Linked DNA regions of Homo sapiens: region 2 is linked to region 1. Evidence: read pairs that join two places in POLR2A ChIA-PET (ENCODE). Cell type or tissue: A673. All regions are shown on one strand.

Region 1 (2,500 bases):
GTTGTTTGTCATCACTAGCCACTACTGTTTCAATGAACCCTTCTAGCTGATATTTTTCACTTTCTTTTCTGAAATAAACAGCACTGGCTGTCTATCATTTATTATTCACTTTAATCTCAATTGCTGTTGTTTGTGTACAGTGGTTTTGTCTTTCCAGCTCTAGGAAGGCAGAAATCATGTCTTACACAATCTCTTTCATGAGATTCACAAAAGCTTTGTTAATATCTGAACTTATAAACCCGAACTTATAGATATAGCAATAGCATGTAATTTCCTTGATAATGTGCAGTTTTTGCATTGGTTGGTGCACCTGCCAAAAAAAACAAAAAAACAAACAAACAAACAAAAAAAAACCCCAATGGCTTCATGATTTTTTTTTTTCTTACAGTTTACGGTAGAACCACTACTTAAAAAAAAAAAATCTTTCCTGGCATCCCCATATTTCTTGGTTAGTTTTCTTTTTGAGATGATTTTCCAAGCAGAAATAAAATTAGAGTCACTCTAAGTTTTACTGCTTGCCAACAGAGATACAGGGAAGAGAATGAGGCTGCACTGTAATGGGGATGTTAGGGAGAGTGGTAAGGGTCTTCTAGGTCCACTTATCAGAATGACTTGCTCTCACTTTACATCTCAGCAAAATTACAAATTACTATATGGTGTCACTGCAGTGTCATGATGTCACTGATGATGTCACACAGACACAACTGTCCAGGTTGATCCTAAATAGTGATGCTAAAAGCCTACTATCATAGTTCCCAAGGTTGGATATTTATCAGACTCCCTAAAATCTATGTATTTTTAAAAGATTCATGGGCCCTTTTCTCAGATATTCTAACCCAGTTGGCCTGGAGGAGGGCCTGGAAACATGATTTTCCAAAGAGTATTCTGGGTATGCCATTCATTCAATATTATAGTAATAGTAATATTTGTTACTACAAAAACTTAAGTGTAATAAATAAATAACAAATAACATGGTTTGAGTTCTTAGGTGTTATGAATTGTTTTAAGAGACATACACATTATTCTATTTAATTCTGATAACAATCCTATAAGGGAGATATTATTTCTATTTTACATATGGAGAAACTGAGGCCAAGAATTGTTAAGTGACTTGCCTAACTTCATACAACTAAGTAGTGGGGCTGTGACATGAACCCAGGAGTCTGATTTCAAAGCCTATATCCTTAACCACTATACTAGCCAATACTCAATAGTCAGCAACCATCCATCCAACAACAGTTATTAAGTAAATACTTCTAGAGAAACAAACATTAAAAGAATTAAGATCAATTCAGATAGTGTAAATGCTACTATGAAAATAGGAAAAAGGTGACACTGTATATGTGGGAGGGTAATTTTAAAGACAGTGGTAAGGCAAAAATCTCTCTGAGAAAAAGACATTTGAATGGAGACTTAAATGATGAGATGACAGAGGAACAGCCAGTGCACAACTCCTATGCAGGGAGCAAGCCTGATGTGCTTGAGGAATAAAAAGGCCAGTGTGGCTAAAGAAAAGCAAAATGACGACATCAAGTTGGATGGTATAAAGGGGCCAGACTCTTGCTTTGGAGGCAGACTCTGTGCTTTGAATTCCAGGTTGGCCACTTACTAGCTGTGTGATTTGGATAAGTTACTTAACCTTCCTATTACACTCTTGCTTTGTAAAATGAGGTTAATAATAGTTTCAACCTCACAGGACTGTTGTGAAGATTATATCAGTTAATATATGCAAAACACCTAACAAAGTCTTTGGCATATAGCAAGTGCTCAATAAATGCTAGTACAGGCTACAATAAGGAGTTTGGACTTCTCTTTCCCTTTCCCTTTTCTGTTCCCTTTCCCTAAGAGGCGAGATCTCACTGTGTTGTCCAGGTTGAAGTGCAGTGGCTTTTCACAGGTGCGATCCCACTGCTGATCAGCACCAGAGTTTTCACATGCTTTGTTTCCGACCTGGGCTGGTTCACCCCTCCTTAGGGCAATCTGGTGGTCCTTCACTCCCGGAGGTCACCATACTGATGTTGAACTTAGTGTGGATACCAGAATGCATAGCGCACTACAGCCCAGAACTCCTGGACTCAAGCGATCCTCTTGCCTCAGCTTCCTGAGTACCTGGGACTACAGGCATGCACCACCACATCCAGCAGGAGTTTGGATTTTAATTACAACAGGCAGTCATTGGGAGGTTGTGGGTCAGGACAGACATGATATGAATTACCAAACAAACAAACAAAAAACTGTCAGCTTGTGGACAATAGACAAGAGAGATCAGCAACAGGGGATATGCATTAGAAAGCTGATAAAAAATGGTGTGGGCCAGGTGTGGTGGCTCACGCCTGTAATCCCAGCACTTTGGGAGGCCGAGGTGGGCGGATCACCCGAGGTCAGGAGTTCGGGACCAGCCTGGGCAACATGGTGAAACCCTGTCTCTACTAAAAATACAAAATTAGCTGGGCATGGTGGTGTGCGTCTGTAATCCCAGCTACTCAGGAGGCTGAGGCAG
Region 2 (2,500 bases), 320 kb before region 1:
TAGAAGCATCCAGCACAGAAGAAAGATGAAAGCCAGAGGACTCCGAAAGCCGGCTTAGCCCACCTTCTTCCACCTGCTTTGCTCTAGCCCCACTAGCAGCCAACTGGATGGTGCCCACCTACATTGAGGATGGATCTTCCTCTCCCTTTCCACTGACTCAAATGTCAATCTCCTCTGGCAACACCCTCACAGACACACCCAGAACAATACTTTACCAGCTATCTAGGCATCCCTCAATACAATCAAGCTGCCATCTAATATTAACCATCACACCCACCTTGTTAGCATGTGGGTATGTGTTGAAAGTCTACAGGTTATGTTGAGAAGCTTTGTGAGAAACGAATACATGGAAGCTTCCGGGGGTTAAAGAAAATCAGAATACTGGCTGGGCATGGTGGCTCAGGCCTGTAATCCCAACACTTTGGGAGGCCGAGATGAGCGGATCACTTGAGGCCAAGAGTTCAAGACCAGCCTGTCCAATATGGTGAAACGCCATCTCTACTAAAAATACAAAACTTAGCCAAGTGTGGTGGTAGTCTCAGCTACTCTGAGGCCCGCCTCAGCCTCTCAAAGTGCTAGGATTACAGGCATGAGCCACTGCACCCAGCCTGTCTTTTTGTCTTGAGAATATGTCTGCATTCCTATTTCTTGGTGCATCCTGCACTGTCACCATAGGCCCCGGTGCGTTCTGCCCTGCACATGCACCATGTGTAGTGTAATAGCGAGGCAGCAAGGCACAGAAGGAGGGTGTGTGTTATTACATAACATCATGTAAGCCCAAACCCTGCCACCCAACCCAGATGGGAGTTATTATACAGTGACATTTCCCTGCAGTGTCTTGTAACATTAGACTTCCCTTTTCTTTCCTAGAATTCTTTAAAACACCCTTCCCTTGTATATAAATAACTTCTAAAAATATTGGAAAGTAGCTGTCCTGCCAGGTTATAGCAGGAGGTTAGCATTAGAAGAAAGCTTCAATTCCCCCCCCCCCATTATTTTGTTCTTCATTTATTTAATAGCAGCCTAGACTTTAATCTGAGTATAGTACAAGGTTTGGGGAACACTGCAGGAGTCTGAAATCAATAGTGATGTCATTAAATTGCCACTTTAAATTGGCTTATCCTGGCTGCTGACACCCCTTCCGCTCCCTGGGCAAACTACAACTTTTTAACAGCCAACACTTAGTGTGCTCTCTCTCTCTCTCCATAAACTAACCTAAACTATAAGAGAAAACTCTTGTCTTGCATTATTCTGACTCTAGTCCAGTGCTTTCCAAAGTATCTGTGGTAAAGGACTGGTTTTCTTTTCTTTCTTTATTTCTTTCGAGACAGAGTCTTGTTCTGTCACCCAGGCTGGAGTGCAGTGGCGTGATCTCGGCTCACTACAAACACTGCCTCCTAGGTTCAAGCGATTCTCCTGCCTCAGCCTCCCGAGTAGCTGGGATTACAGGCATGCACCACAACGTCTGGCTAATTTTTGTGTTTTTATGTTTTTAGTAGAGTCGGGGTTTCTCCATGTTGTCCAGGCTGGTCTCAAACTCTTGTCCTCAGTGATCCACCCGATTCGGCCTTCCAAAGTGCTGGGATTACAGGCGTGAGCCACCGCACCCAGTCTCAGGACTGGTTTTCTTTAAATTTGCAATCTGTTTGGACTGATAACTTTCATAAAATATAATAAATATGAATTATTATAAATGTAAGTTGGAAAGAAAAACATGCAAAATACAATTCCAAATAACTTTTTTGTTATTACATTGTATTTTTAGATTCAATAAACAAAATTATTCTATCATATTGCCTGAAAAGCTCCCTTCCTTCCTTCGTTCCTTCCCTCTTTCCTTCTTTCTTTTTTTTTTGAGATGGAGTCTCGCTCTGTTGCCCAGGCTGGAGTGCAGTGGCATGATCTCAGCTGACTGCTGCCTCCTGGGTGCTGGGATTACAGATGTGAGCCACCTCACCCAGTTTCTAAATGTGTGCTCTCAATCTCTGTCCCACACAGTGGACCACATGTTGAGTCACTATGCTTTAGTTGATACTGGCCTGAACATTACATAGTTTTGAGTTCTGAACTTGCAGTCAAATACTTTCACACTTCCCTTTTCAAAACCTTGCAAACTTTTGGCCTTTCTTTCTCCTTTCTCCTTCCTTCCTTCCTTCCTTCCTTCCTTCCTTCCTTCCTTCCTTCCTCCCTTCCTTCCTCCCCTTCCTTCCTCCCCTTCCTCCCCTCCCCTCCTCTCTCTCTCTCTTTCTTTCTTTCTGACAGTCTCGCTCTGTCACCGAGGCTGGAGTGCAGTGGCGCGATCTCAGCTCACTGCAACCTCTGCCTCCAAGGTTCAAGCATGCCTCAGCCTCCTGAGTGGCTGGAATTACAGGTGTGCACCACCACACCCAACTAATTTTTTTTTTTTTTTGAGATGGAGTCTTACTCTGTTGCCCAGGCTGGAGTGCAGTGGTGCGATCTCAGCTCGTTGCAACCTCTGCCTCCCGGGTTCATGCAATTC

What was found. ChIA-PET counts read pairs that join two places held together with the same protein. Peaks named below come from ENCODE experiments on the same cell type or tissue, not always from the same donor. Only the 100,000 strongest peaks of a DNase experiment are listed, where the experiment ranks them.
Region 2: POLR2A ChIA-PET joins it to region 1 with 12 read pairs; 2 of 35 experiments call an interaction of 5 or more read pairs at or near these places.

Annotation. Positions count from the first base shown.
Region 1 is chr13:45,001,792-45,004,291 of GRCh38, reverse strand. The region is part of intron 1 of GPALPP1 (GPALPP motifs containing 1); the gene reads right to left. It also overlaps the pseudogene RN7SL49P. Among named protein-coding and RNA genes, the nearest start is that of GPALPP1, 14 kb to the right of the region's middle. In A673, no CTCF peak of the experiment used is centred here; no DNase peak of the experiment used is centred here.
Region 2 is chr13:45,319,690-45,322,189 of GRCh38, reverse strand. No RefSeq gene overlaps it. Among named protein-coding and RNA genes, the nearest start is that of SNORA31B, 16 kb to the left of the region's middle. In A673, no CTCF peak of the experiment used is centred here; DNase peaks (open chromatin) are centred at 779, 1,129 and 2,059; H3K27ac peaks cover 2,500 bases.